3 separate regions of the Mus musculus genome follow, and regions 1 and 2 are each linked to region 3. The links are chromatin loops, found by intact Hi-C in ENCODE. Cell type or tissue: left cerebral cortex. All regions are shown on one strand. Region 1 holds the start of Gm38864 (a long non-coding RNA gene). Region 2 overlaps Suclg2 (succinate-Coenzyme A ligase, GDP-forming, beta subunit). Region 3 has its middle 17 kb from the start of Tafa1.

Region 1 (5,000 bases), 190 kb after region 3:
AGGGAGAATGCAAAATAAAGATCGCTGAGTCCTGAAGTTCAGAGGAAACAGGAGCCTGGGTGGCAAACAGCTTCGAGCACATCTGACTGGCAGGGCATCTTCTGAGCACATCTGGACTTGTAGGGTGTTTTCAGAGTGCAGACAATACTAGCTGTCACTTTTCTCACCTCATCAGGAGTGAAGACAGGAGAAAATTGTTTCAAAGTGACAAGTTTAATAAGAGATTCTACACATATACCCAGGGATAAAAAATAAACCAATTACATATCAAGCAAACAAAATAGAAATGAAACTTCAGCTCTTAGAAGTAAAACACTAAATTACATGTCTATTGTTGCAAGGAAAAAAAGCATCTATGAATTAGAAAAACAACCAAAATTTCAACACAACTAGTCATCTAATAAACAAATGAAATGTACAATGGTTTGATCAAAGCACTTTCTATGCATGTATGGAATACCAAGCAATTAGAATAATTTTTAAAAAACATATTTGTGATACTCTATGAAATGTCATTAAATGATTAAATTAGAGTCATATAAATGTGCCCATGGTTCATAGATTAGAAGATCAAATATTGTCGGGATATCACCTCCTCAGACATGTAGACCATATATTTCTAATTTCATTATTAGAGAGAAAAACTCAGGTGAGCCAACCAGATGCCTCGGTGGGTAACGAGGCTTCCTCCGTGGTGGTGCCACCTGACTACCTAAGTTTGACCCCTCCCCCATATGAAGACAGAAGGAGAGTGCAGACTCCACAAAATGGTTCTCTGATCTCCATACATGCACTGTGGCATGTGAACCAACATGCATACATCATATAGACATATGATAGTAACAATAATAAATTAAAATTTTTAAAGGAATTTTAAGGAAGAAGAATGAGAAGGCCCTATCTATCTAAACATTCACTCCTCTCAGGTCCTTCTTTGACACTTGTCAAGAAGATCATGAAATATAAATTGCGAGAGAAAGATGAGATATCCCAAATAGCCTGAAACAGGAAGCACAGTGGAAACCCTTGCCTTGCCAGGAGTATTGGCCAGTTTCCTTTCCTCAGCGCCGTGGCCTAAAATCTCATGAAAAGCCAAGTGGGCAGTGAGGATTTACTGTGGTCATCACCTCAAAGGATACAGCCCATCATGACGGGGAAGGCTTGGTGATGGCAATGGCTCATGGTGGTGGCGGCTGAGGTTTGAGTGGCTAGTTACAACACAGGCACACACAGAAAATGGAGAAACTGAAGCAAGTGAGTTATAATTCTCAGAGCTCCACCTTCCTCAGAACCCTACTTCTTCCAGCTAGGCCTCCAGCTTCCAACACTTCAACAACCTCGCAGAACAGTGCCACCATCTGGTAAACATGTGTCTAAACACGGGAGCCTATGGGGGAGATTTTACTATCCAACCTGGACACCTGCTACCAGTATAGAGAATAGACTGGCAAGCCAAAACTACCAGTAAAATACCACTCTCAAAGCCTGGACACTCTAGCCACAGAAGTAGAAAAGAGATGACTGGAAGAGCCAGAAAGCTTACAGACAGCATCCTTACTTAACCTCTATCAAAACACCATGAGTAAAACTAGTAGCCCCAACCCAGGCATAGTCAAAAGTCAAAAGGAGAACCCAGGCAATCATCCCTTTGATGGCCAAAAGGGAGTCCCCGTGCCTCTAAGAAAGAATTCACAGAATGCCAATCAGGGAGTCTGGCTGTCGCTGCACTCATCAGTAATGAGGTATCTTCCCATCTTCTAGCTGAAGTGGTGTCGGAGGAGGCCTAACAATGACTTAGGATGTTCATTGTCATTCCGCGTAAGTGAGGCCACAGTATAACTGGACAGCATACAGGGCTCTCTCTCTCTCTCTCTCTCTCTCTCTCTCTCTCTCTCTCTCTCTCTCTCTCTTTCTCTCTCTCTCTGAAAGGACAAATCTTACTTTTGAGATCTAGAGACATAATTTAAGTAGTCAGTGTGTGCTAGCATGCATAAATCCCTGCACTTAGTAATAAGCATTTAAAGAAGACAAACCTGACGTTTCCTTGTCGGGGAAACGAATACCATTTGTCTAAGCATCACCAGCACATTGAAAAACCGTTCTGATCCAGAAAAGCAAGGCACTCGCTACTCACGGAATGCACTCAGTAGCTCTGGGTGTGATTCAGCCATACTTCTACCCATCAGCAGAAATAGCCGCACATTTCCTGCAGACTCGTTTGCACTTTCTCTCAGAAAATAGCTTAGGCTTTTGTATATGCATATTCATAAAATTAAAATAACTTAATCTGCTGGTACTGTGGGTCTGGAAGCAGAGAGGTTGGGGAAAAGAAGAATACCCCCAAAGGATCCAAGAAGAAAAAAAAAAAAAAAAAACAGGATTCTCCTGGAAGCCTAAAAGTAAAGACACTGTTGGGTCCAGGTCCTTGGGAGAAGCAGGGCTATACAGATGTTCAGTGTGCAGATGCGCTTGGGAAAGAAAACAGCTTTTCTCCTCAGCATCCTCAAGCCTGCACTTGAAAATGCCGATTGTCTGAGCCAGATGATGGAAAGGCTCAGGCCTGCTGGTACCAAGCTGAAGGTGTATTTAGATGCAAGCTGGCTATAACTCTAGCAGGGAAGTAGAGACAACAACCGCGTGGGTAGGACCGCCTGATCTCTGCTGGCAGAGCGACCCTTCAGAATGCTCACACCTGGAAAGGCAGCAATAGCATACAGGAAATGAGCGGGATCATTGGTCCCTACTTTGTCCCACCTGCGCCACTCAACACTGTTTTCCTGTCTCTTAGATGTGTTTGTTCTTGATAGATGGAGGAGATGTGGCTAGTTTATTCCCTAGCTCCTTCCCTGCCAAGCTCTGAGACGGCAGCGGCAGCGCTGTATTCTTCCAAGGCCACAGCTGCTCTTGGGCACCAATGGCTGCTCCCTGCTGCTGCTAGCCACGGGGTACGTCAGCCCATTTGCTGGTTTCTCTTGTCGCTGCCATGCCTATGTAATGCTTCCCAAATATAACTCAGCTCGGCTCACTAATCCCGTTTGAGTTTTGGTCTACTTCCTGCCAGGCCCCCAACAGAGATGGTGCATTTGCCGGGGCTGGTAAATGAGTTTCAGAAAGGCAATTGAAGGAGGGGGAGGGTAGAGCAGTAGTTAGGGAGGAACCTGGAAGACATCATGCTGCTTGCGATCCTTGGCTGTCCTCTAGGAAAGCAGCTTGGAGGTTGCAGCCATCTGGCAGAGGTTGTGGTGCTGTGGAAATGAAGACAGTGACATTGGGTGTCATTGCAAGCTTAGAGGAGGGAGACAGGAGGAAGTGTAAAAGAACATAGGCTTTGAAGGTCTAGGAGACCTGGGCAGTTCCTGTGTGCTCCAGAATGGCTCAAGTCGCTCAGCTTTGGTTGGCTTGTTTGTTTTCAGCTTCTCAGAAAGAAAATAATAGCCTCACATAGGGAGATTTTGTATCCAAATCAAAATAACAATGTATGTATATACAGCAGGGTCCTGCACAGCACTGGGGCTAGATCACTGTGTGTTCGATTCTCCCAACTCTGCTTTCACTCACCGGAGTACACTAACGGCCTAGAACAGGAGAGAGTTCTCAAGTAGAGAGATACTCAATGGCACAGGCTGCTTTACTAATAAAAGGAGACAGCACTCTGTGAATGGTGAGGCCACACAAGCAGACTTGACTCAAGGATTGAACTACTCAAGAGTTAGCCAACCCCATGCAAGGTTCTTAACTTCTCTGAGCCCCAGCGTCCTTTAGTAAAGTGACACACAGAGCCAGATGGGATCTTCCTAAGATGTTAGTCACTATCTGGAACTGAAGAAGAAACTGAGGCACAATGAGATGAGGCCATCAACCTCCAAAAGAAAAAACAAGAAAACAAACAAAACCAAAACAAACAAACAAAAACAGCCACAGAAACAATAGCATCAACTTGCCTATTGCAGAAATGATGTACTGGGCAAGACATAAAACACACGTAACTGCAGCTGAGTTCTGCTGGAGTTGGGCTGTGGTGTTTTAAAGTTCCATGTTATTTGACAATCTTTAAACTCAGAAAAATCATTTGGAAATTCAGATAGCAGTTTCTCTTTCAGATCAGGCTAGAGTTCCCATCTACCATATACCTTTCTACCGTGTTGAAGGGGCCACCCACACAGACCCCAAGTTATAACTGGCCAAGTCTTCATCAGGCATGCTCAACTCATAGACACTGTTTGGCAGACGCTTGGGATACATGAGTATTTGACAGCTAATAAAAATTTAGAAGTGCATGTCCACTCATTTGCAGTAAGATTGAACAGTATGAGCCAAGAATATGTTTGTATATCACATCTGTAATTGATGCCCATGTCAGCTCAATAACACCATTTTTGCCAGCATTAATTTGCTTGTGACATCTGTGGCACTGTCAGCCCCTGCAGCCAGAGAAGTAGTCACATTCTTTTGAGAACTAGTATATAAGGTGGGGAAAACCAAAGCAAGCCTCTATCGTTATTCTGTGCCTTGGTAACCCACTGATGGCAAGGAAGCTTTCCCATTGCACAGCAATTTCATTAAGCCAATGAAAACTGAACCTAACAAAATCCACCATTGTAACAAAGCCTGAGACCTTCAGAGATCTGAAATAGCACCTGCTGTGTCATGTAATAAAAATGCAAAGAGCAAAGTCCAGACCTGGCAAGGGTCAGGAATGCAACAAAAAACATGGAAGGAAGTTGTTTCTAGGACTTCAAGTACTTCAATAATAAAATTTATTTTTAGAGCAGGTTCAAATAACAATAAAACCAAACCATCTAGCTCTTATCTTGATATACACCCATGGTCTGGTTCTACTCATACCTGCTTCGGAGCAGTACATTCAATACACCTAACACACCTATGCTCATACGTCATTATAACTCCAACGCTACAGTTTAAATTAGGCACCACTGTGAGCTACACATTCTGTGGGTTTGCAAATGTGTATGAAGACGGCTATCCATCACTAAAGTAGC
Region 2 (5,000 bases), 460 kb after region 3:
TCCCTCCTTGGCTTTTGCTTCAAGGTCCTTTTTTTTTTTTTTGGCATTTTCAGAATCAAACTTTAATGCTTATTTAGCTTGTAGAATTGCTTATAGATTAAAATATGACCAAAGCTTCTTGTAGCACTTTGGAACTGTGAGAACTTTATCAACATGTAAGCTCCTGTGATAAACAACTGTAATCTCCCTGTCACCACATGAACACACAACTCGCCCATTTTCCCAATTCTATGATGTTTTCAAGGTCCTTCTTAAGTTCCAGCTTGTGTTCCTGACCTGGCTTCCCTGAGTGAATGTAAGCCAGAGAGAACCTCTTCTCCCCCAGTTTGCTTTTGGTTGTGGTATTTGTCATGGCAACAGAATGAATCTGAACAAATATAGATTTGTCGATTTTATTCTGTTATAATTACAGTGGTCAGGTTAGTGCAAACAGTTTATTTCTTTATCAGTGTACACCTGTATATACACATTTGGTGCTGGATAATATAACTGGGTAGGTATGTTTTGGGGAGGGGGCTATGAATCGTAGTTAGAAAAGATAGAAAATAAATGTGTGAAAAGTTACAAAATAATGATGCAAGTTTATCAGAGCTATGAGGAAATAAAAGGGGTGGTGAGATAGTGAGGGGAGGATATCGCGGGACTAATGTGGAGGGATGCTGTGCTGTGACATGTGACTGTGGGCCACTCTTGTAAGAAAATGGGATGCTTGGGAAATGAGCATGGTGCCTTCAGCACACAGGGTGGCGTTCATGAAAGCTAGGGTTATGGTTGGTAGGGGAGTGGAAGGAATTCAGGTTGTAGAAATAGGTGTAACATCCCCTAGGTCATTAGGTCTGTAAAGGGGTGTGGTTTTGTTCTGTGGGATCTCATCGCTTGTAATGGAGGAATGTTAACATTCCTGCTAGAATCACTTCTTACTTTAAGCTATTGCTGGTCCATTCAAACCTTAATCATTTTACCAATGTTAAATGAGCTCTCTGAACTGTTCCTTAACATTCCCACTAGAATCACTTCTTACTAGCAGTCCATTCAAGCCTTAATCATTTTACCAGTGTTAAATGAGCTCCCTGAACTGTCTCTCAGGGAGAGAGACAGTTCCCCTTCTCTTACAGGACTGGAGTGTCACAAGTCCATTGTTACTTTAAAGGCTTGGTGCAAGTAGTTGCTCCTCACAAGTGGTGTGTAAAACCTGGCCATATATTTAAATATCAGGCATCATGTCTTCTGATGAAAACATAGGCCGAAGAGCTCTGAGTATAAATGCAGGCCTGCTCTTGCTGTTGGTTATTTCAGAGCTTAGGTGCCAAATGTCTTCATCTTCGCATGATTTATAGTAATGTAAGTAATGTGTTAGAGACTAACAAATCAAAATCTCATTTCAGACGTGTGACACTAATGCTGTGTTGACTTATTTTTTCACGTGTTAGATTTCTGATAAAATTACAGGAATGCTTTCTTGAAAGGAGTAACCGGAAGGACGTGTGAGGCCTCAGATATCAGCTGTTGATGTTTTCTCACTAAGAGGAGCCCAGCAGTAAGCTGGTAATGTGTTAGAAGTGTAGCAGAGCCCGAGGATGTGAGCACCCAGCAGTGTGCAGTTCTGGGTAGCAGAGGACTTAAAGTGCTGGGATGCTTAAAAGAAAACAGAGGCGACTTTAGTTTAAATTTATTGTTATGATTGTTTTTACTATTAAAGGCATTTACTCAATAATAACCAGATGTGTAACAGAAGCGGTGGCATGAGATTTTCATTTTTATGCATCATATAAGAAATCTTAGACAAAAGCTTATTGTGTTATGGAAAGTGAAATGGCCTTTTGTTGGTCTGAACAGCTGTGTGGAACAGAATGCTAACATCCTCTCCTGTCTCCTGGTGGCCATCTGTCTTTAAGGGGCTGACAGGTAACTTACTAATTTTAAGAGGCTTGTTTTAGTGAAATCTTGGTAAATGTGCAAGGAACATCCATTTTGGAAAATACTGCAGAGCTCTGACATTTTTCTGATCTTCTAAAGGCAGTTAGCCTCTTTAAGAATTTCATGTTTTAAGCTATTGGTGTAATCCCTGCCCTCCTGGAGGTAGAGGCAGGGAGATTCGAGGTTATTTTTCTTTACATAGTAACTTTGAGGCCAGTGTGGCTGCTGTAAGACTCTGTCTCAAAATGTAGATTGCTTGCCTAATATCCACAGGCCTGAGTTGGATTCCCAGTACCACCTAAAATCCCTATATTTGGGAGGTGAAGGTAGGAGGTAGGTGGATCAGGACTGGCTACATATCAAATGAGTTTGAGCCAGTCATTGACTATATGAGAGGTCTTAAAAGAAACACCCCCCCCCCCAAACAACAAGGAAACATACCCCTCCAACTCCCCCCACCCCCCTTTTTTCAAAAGGACAAAAGTGCATCCAATGCACGATGTTGCGATGTGGGCATTAGTGACACCTTTCAAAACCGTTTCTTTTGTTTTGGGCCAGATTTAGTAATATTAATTCTATTAGTAAAATGTAGTTTACTTAAATTTTCATCACCTCAGGTTGTTTCTGTTGTCTTCCTCTCCTTGGTTTTGTGTGTGTGTGTGTGTGTGTGTGTGTGTACTTGCTGACCTAGGGACTCACTAACTTGCCTAGGCTGCTTTCAGATAGACTCTGGAACCAATAGAAGTCTTGAACTTGTGAGCTTTCTACTTCAGCCTCCCTAGTAGTTGGGATTGCAGGCCTGTAAGCTAGTTTTCAATTGTCTTTTTAATATAAAAGTTAAGCACACCAAATAAGCATGGAACTCCTTTCAAACTCTGTCCTCCTCCAGTCCAGCTGTCACTGCACTTTCCAAGGGTCCTCCTGGCAGCCTCTCACACTCAGAAGAGATGTGAGCTCTTTTTCACATTCATTTGTCACTTTTAAGACTCCACTGAATTACCCAGATGGAATGCAGAATGAGAAGAAATGCCACGTTATTATGCTGACTGCAGACACAATGTGGGAATTCTTTATGATAGGCCCTTACTCATGTCTTACTGCTTTATTTATTCCAGTGTGCTAAGCACGGCAGCTTGGCCTTGTTTCTCTCCAGGTAGATGAGGTGGCTGGAAATAGTACTACCTGTTTTCATTTGGGAAGCTTAAATGTTTTTAAGATGAGTGATCATGCCGAGTGAATAGAGTTAGCGTCATCACTTCCTGCTCTGCTTCTCAGTCACCAGGCACTACCAGGAGGCTTAATCATATTTAGCTGAGTTCCCCAGTCTGTAAAGTAAGGTTCACTGGAGTAGAGGAGAAGGATGAGTGAGTGCTGTGTGTTTGACTAGATGGCATTTGCTGAGTGTGGCTTTTCAGAAGTTAAGACTTAATAAACTACATGCACTTTTAATTATCATCTCCAGTGTGACTGAGAGTGCCAGCGATGGGTGTTACCATCAGCAGCCACAGAAAACGGGAAGGCCCTCCTCCTCTAAGAGAGTACCCACCCCAGGATATGGGGGCCAGGGCGCTTTAGATCACGTCCTGTTCCCACCACCTCCCAAACTTACTTATGATTCTGAAATTAGTTAAGTCGGATTTTGCATTTGAGCCTAAGACTGTCTGAGCCTCTGTCCCCATCTACCAGACAAGGTGTCACTTTCAAACTAAAATAGCCAGAGTATGTTCTAGAATGTTGAACATTTGAGAAACTCAACCAATAGAGCACATAAAAACAGGAGATCCCAGAGACACCCTTACCTTCTCAAAGGACTCCTCAAGGAAGGAGGCTTCCCAGTGTCAGGAGCGCCACAGACCTTGGGAAGGGCACATTAGTTGGCTGCCTGGTGACTGAATTCGTGTTATTGGATTTTACTACAAAGATGGCTTATTTCTGGATGCTCAAAATCAATGTCTCATTAATCCCCCTCTCCTTCCTGTTCTCTCCTCTGACCCCTCTCTCATCCCTCTCACTTTCTCCCCTCCCCCCCTTAGCCCCTTTCCTTCTTACATTTCCTCCTTTCCCCTCCACTCTCCCTCTTTTCTTTGTGTGTGCATGCACATGTGCCTTTGAGTGTGTCGGTCAGAAGACAGTCTTTGGTGTCTGTCTTTACCTCCTATCATTTTGACAAAGGATCTCATTTGCAGCTTCCTCCACCAGCCTAGATTCTCCTCACTTCACCTTCCTCATCCCTATAAAGCATTTCATTTGCAGAAAGAGAATTCTGTTTCAGCAGGAAGAGAATTCTGTTTCACACAGTCTAGGTCATTTTAGGGCTTGGTGAGTATCCATTGCCTTTCTGTTGTTTCCTGGTGTTGGTCAGTGGTGTTCTAGCTTCTGTCCTGTGGATGTGGGCTGGGAAGTTTCGCTCACTAGCTTAAACCTCAGTGGATATCCTTGAAAGTTACATGTAGAGTTTCTTGTCTTCTTTACAGAAAGAAAACAAACAAAACACCAAACTGACTTTAAAAAAGTAGAAGTCATAGGTTTCTTTTGGAGAGGCTTTGCAATTTATTTAACTGCTTGTGTGGTTATAATAATACAGGATGATTATTTATTTATTGCTAATTTGGGTAGGGGTTGGTTGAAGTTGGCATTCTTGAAATATTGAGGGAAACCTATGATGAAAATAATTGCAACAGGGAAGTCCTTATGGGTGGGAGTGACCCCAGGGAGAAGGCAGCTCATCGTGGAGGCTGCATGTGCACTCAGCTCTTAGATCTCCGCAGCTTATGTCAGCCGCTTGCAGCTCGAGCCAGATGATGGAGTGTTCTCGTTCTAAAAAATACCCCCTGCCTGATATCTAAGCCTTAGAGATCATTTTTTACCATGTGATCAATTTTCATTAATATTCCTCTTCTCCATAACAGCAAAAGGACCAGAGAAGTGTTGTCTGTCCTGATCATGTTCCTTCCAAGGCAAGGCCAGGTCAGATGAGAATTAGTTCAGAAAAGAGCCAGATCTAAAGCAGTGCTAGCCTAACCCAACGGGTTAGCACTGGAAAGCTCTAGACAGGCATGGGCGTTAAGTCGTCAGGTGTCAGT
Region 3 (5,000 bases):
CAATCAATATTTATAGAAAATATGAATAAATGAATGTGTGAATGAATGAACAAACTCTGTCACTTCTCACTTATTCATGTTTGAGATGTTTTATAAATTCTTAGCAAGATGTTAAGTGAGTGGTTGGCAGTGGGCTGAGCGGGAGGAGGCTGGGAAGAGATTCAGATGATGTGTCTGTGTGAGCATGGGTGTCTGTGTGGGATGCTGAGACTCAGCGTGCCTAAAAGGGCCTCTCTCACCACATCCCAGCACCAGAAGGAAGTGCTCTTCGCCTCCTTTCTCGTTTTCTCTTTCCTATCCTTTCATTTCTTTCTTCTCACACAACATATTGACAGTGGGCCTCCTTCCCCACTCTTGGTCTCCACCCTCACATACAGCGTTTTTTATACTGTAATGGAGAATGTGTGGCACTTGTAATGGTGCCAGTTCAGACAAGAGAACCTAGCCGTTACTAGTTTAGAGCAAAGGGAAAGAGTATTGTAAAAGGAAGTCGAGGAAACCTTGGGCTCTGTTCAAAAGGAAGAAATGCCCCTACTTATATTCCTTAAGCCAGAGGTTTGGCAGTGAATCCCAGTAAGGGATGATGTATTTATGCATCCATGCCCCGAGACCCTACCCCGAGATCCATCAAATTAGCATCTCTGGATGATAGACTCTGGCAATGGTATTTTTCACAGTTCCCTAGTTAGTTCCAATATGCAGCCAAGTTTGAAAACCACTGTGCTAAAACAAAAACTTATTTTGGTAGATTTTGTGTCACTATGGCAACACCAGAAATACCTGCAATTTCTTAATTAGTTGCCAACTAAAAAATACATTTGCTATGTTTAACAGATGTAAGGTTAGTCCAATGTAGGTATATTTACTGAGTGCTTACTATGTGCTTTGTATGGTAATAGCTATCATATGAAACTTTTACTTCATTGTCATGGTTACACACACACACACAAACACCCTAGCTCTTATTTAAATTCACAGAGTAGATGAAGAGTAAGTGTTCCAAGGAGTGTCTATCAGATTTCAATGTTGCTTGCTCTAAATATATCTCTTGTCTTGGTTTTCACTCATGTTAATCCAACTTCTCTGTTGAGCTGGCTGTAATTTTAGTAGTCTTTCCTATGATACACAGAAGATCCATTTCCTGGTCATCATTAGAGGTGGGAAGCAAAGTCATTTTGGGCCAGCCAAGGTATGTGAACATCTTTTGGAAAGTTGCCTTTCTCTCACCCAAGACATAATTTTCCCTTTGTATCCAAACATGAGAGGCATGTCACTACCATGTCACCAACAGTCCTTTCGAAGGAGGGCTTAAGGTGAGAACAATACTAGGAAATGACAATGAATACATGAGGTAGGAAAGTCCTTTGTTTAGGAAAACCAAGCCCAGTGCACACTCGGCCCCAGATTCTCTTTACTAGAGATTAAGGCGGTTAGACTTGGGATATTGATCCTCACCTTCTCTTGTGGTTGGACACCAAACTGCCTATTCTGGCTGGCCCATGAGCTTCCAGGGATTCTCAGGTCTCCGCCTTCCAACTCACTGCAGGAGTGCTAAAGATGACAGATGCGTGACATCACATCTGGCTTTATGTGGATTCCAAACATTTAAACTCTGGTACTTGCATCTGTACAACAATCTCTTTACGCACTGAAGCATCTTTTCAGCCCCTGAACGCTCATTTTAATAATAAATTAGGATCCAAACGTCTGAAGTGATTTATGCCAGGCAACACAGTTTACCTGTCCTGCATTACGTAAAGCTGGGCTTTGCTCTCAGGACTTTCTCCTGCCTCCCCATTGCTCCTCCCACCAAGCTCTAGAATCATCTTCATTGAGAATATTTGCCATACTTTTCCCATGTGCTAAGTAAGTTGTAATGACCATAGTCTTTGAAATGCCTTAGATTTCCTTGGAAGAAACTCTCTAGAAATATATTCTCAGTCCTCTTTCAAAAGACGTACCCCAAACCTATGGATACAATTTGATTTTCAGATGTAGGCATCATGAAATAATATGTAAAGCTGTTGAAAATACAGATCACACAGCTCACCCCCAACCAAGAAAAACATTAAAAATTCTACCCAGCTCAGCTGCTTCGGTACACTTTTACACTACACATGATGTTGCTGAATATATAAAATACTTGGAACTAAATTTAAAACTGCCCCCCCTCCCCTTGATTAACCAGATTGTCCCCTCCCCTATATATAGGAACGCTATGTGCCTGAGCCCACTTGCCATCTGTCATCATATTTTCCAAACTTCTCTTCCACCCCCTCCTCTTACACAATTTTATCACATAAAAATATTAGATTTCAGGGATTTGTATAATTTCATGAAATTTTCTGAGCCAAGTGACAATGGAGGAAGGGCTGGTATATGAAATTGCCCAACGTGTATCCACAGCAATCATGATACCCTCTAGCAGAACTTGCGTGGCCAAGAATAGCAAGTCAGTTTTCCCCCAGTGTAACATTTCCTATTAGTAAAATTTTCGAGTATTTCCCACATTACAAAGTAGAATTCAGATAATTTTCAGAGGTTTCTGACTCTTATAGCATTATAATGCTTTATTACCCTTGGAGATGTTTAGTGACTTTTCCTACATCATTGGGAGAATGTTCACAAGTCAACTAGAGATTGGTCACTTTGTGTGCCCTTTCATGGTTGGAGATACGAGTTTTACCCAGATAAATACATGCTGCCTCTAAGCCTAGATCCTTCTACTGGAGACCTAAGAGTCTACCTTGGAAGCTTCATTTCTGTTTCTCACAGGCAACCATGAGACGTTCCATCCAATACTTCTGTTCCTGAGCCCCAGGAAATCAATGAGAAGTGTTGATGGAGGTTAGCTCTTAAGTATAAAACTTAAGGTGAATGGTTCTCTTACAAAGTTCTCTCCTATCTCTCTGTAAGCTTTTTGAAGAGTTTTGTAATGAGTATCCTAACATGACTACTAAGCAGCCTACTCCCTCCCCTCTGTCTCTGGGTTAGTGCTCAAAGCCCATTGACCACAGTGCTCTAAAATAGTCATGATTGAAGGGAAAGTCACATGACTCATGCTTGTCCAATTAGGAATTTCCATGTACTGTCACCAGATAATGGTCCAAATGTGCAAACAAGACCAAAGAATTCCCTTAAGGAGAGTCCAATTGAATTTCTGAGGCTACTAGTAGCTTTGTTTGTTTTTTATGTAAATATCTATCTATGATTGCTGAAAATATTAGCAGACCCACAGGTAAAGGAAAAAACTAGAATAGGCACCACAATGGTTACCACACAGTTTGCTGCCCCCTGCAGTGCTCTTAGGAAACCTGTTTTCTTTTACACACATACACACAGAGCCAGGGAGAGAGAGAGGGAGGGAGAGAGAGGGAGAGAGAGAGAGAGAGAGAGAGAGAGAGAGAGAGAGAGAGAGAGAGAGAGAGAGAGAGAGAGAAGTGGAGGATATAGGAGGTTTTTTTATGTGTACATATATGGTTTGTGTACCATGTGTGTGTAATGCCCACAATAGCCAGAAGAAGGCATTGGCTCCTTGGAATAAGAGTTATGGGTGGTTGTGAATTGCCTAGTATAGGTACTGGGAATCAAAACTTAGTTCCATGGAATAGCAGCAAGTGTCCTTAACCACTGACCCATCTCTCCATCCCCAAGATTTGGGTTAAGAAAGGAGTTTACATACTTCTTGTTAGCTATAACAAATCCTATAGCCTGCCTAACCAAGAACTGGAGGAATATGCTTAGAAGGAAAAAAGTTGGAAATAATTAGACAATATCCTGAATAGTCACCCAAAGGATTATTATTGGGTCTCAGGATTCACAGGAGGAAGTACAGTGTGAAAGGATAGCAGGCACCCTGAGAGCCTGTCACTCCGAAGTCTAAGTTGAATCAAAGTGAGCATGACTCTAAATACCAAGCTCCTTTATGTCCTACCATGGTGATATCCTTCCTAATCAGCTTTGCATTGGATCAAATGGCATGCCATGGTTGAATGGAATTCTAGGTTCCATGAGAGAGGACCAAGTAAGAGATTTAATACCTTTAGATTTGGTGAGCTGGGAAGTGAGAATCCACTTTGCCTTCTTAATAAAATACATTTGCATAATATTACAGTGCTTAAGAGTAGTATGGGTGATAGTCTTTAGATAGATTTGAGTTCAGGATATGATAATATAAGACAAATAAAAGGAATAAGGGAAGGAAGGAAGGAAGGAAGGGAGGGAGGGAGGGAGGGAAGAAAGGAAGAGGGAGAAAGGAAGAATAAAAGAAAAGAACCAAGAAAGGGAGAAGGGGAGGGAGGAAAAAAGGAAGGAAGAGACAGAGACATGGGAGAGGGAGGGAGGAGGGAGGAAGAAAATGGGATGGAAAGAGATGGGGAAATAAGTAGTTGGATTCAGAGTTTATACAGAGACCTTCCCTATTCTTGAATACCCTAAGTATAATTCTTTCTTAAAAGGTTCAGGTTCAAATATTTATGAGACAGAGTTACTATTCCTTTTAGGGGCTTGTCAAGTGTAAAAGAGGAGGAAAAATCTGTTTGTGAAGGGAGTTTACAGTACACTTAAAGTTTATTTTAAAAATAAATAGGACTTGATAGATAGGACAATAAAGCACAAGCCCCATCAGTAACCTGCCTGCAGCAGTAACAGGGAGCCTCTGTAGGCTGCCAGGAGCCAGAAATAAGAATGAACACTTCTCAGCAGAAAGTTCCAGGAATACCCACAAACAAAGAGGATATCTGGGATACGGCATCTGTAAGCCAAGTGGCTCTCTGTCACATCACAGTTTGTGTGGAACACACCCACAGAGGTAGAGTCACATCTGAATCAGATGTTTCTGGCTTCCTTTGCACTGAGTCCCCATTTTTGTTCTAGGTAGAAATGATGATGCCATTTACAAGTTAGGGAGGGATCTTTTAGAAAAATAGAAAGCCAGGGGGAGATTCAACTTTGTAACACCTGGGTAATCATGTGGCCAAAACATGCCCTTGTGTGCCCAA

The links. A loop is a pair of places that touch in the nucleus more often than their neighbours do. Peaks named below come from ENCODE experiments on the same cell type or tissue, not always from the same donor. Only the 100,000 strongest peaks of a DNase experiment are listed, where the experiment ranks them.
Region 1: it touches region 3 in a loop (3-fold over the local background); 2 of 42 quality-filtered maps call a loop at or near these places.
Region 2: a loop joins it to region 3, with 4 times the contacts of the local background. A loop is called at or near these places in 2 of 42 quality-filtered maps.

What each region holds. Positions count from the first base shown.
Region 1 is chr6:95,902,423-95,907,422 of GRCm38, reverse strand. It overlaps Gm38864 (a long non-coding RNA gene), which reads right to left and starts at 2,302. Exons shown (of 3, transcript XR_869285.2): 1 at 2,034-2,302. In left cerebral cortex, a CTCF peak has its summit at 1,357 (motif pointing left); DNase peaks (open chromatin) are centred at 2,160, 2,551 and 2,960; H3K27ac peaks cover 687 bases.
Region 2 is chr6:95,633,487-95,638,486 of GRCm38, reverse strand. The region is part of intron 2 of Suclg2 (succinate-Coenzyme A ligase, GDP-forming, beta subunit); the gene reads left to right. Among named protein-coding and RNA genes, the nearest start is that of Suclg2, 83 kb to the left of the region's middle. In left cerebral cortex, no CTCF peak of the experiment used is centred here; a DNase peak (open chromatin) is centred at 2,878.
Region 3 is chr6:96,093,673-96,098,672 of GRCm38, reverse strand. It overlaps 2900060L22Rik. Among named protein-coding and RNA genes, the nearest start is that of Tafa1, 17 kb to the left of the region's middle. In left cerebral cortex, no CTCF peak of the experiment used is centred here; DNase peaks (open chromatin) are centred at 254, 670, 2,202 and 4,761; H3K27ac peaks cover 348 bases.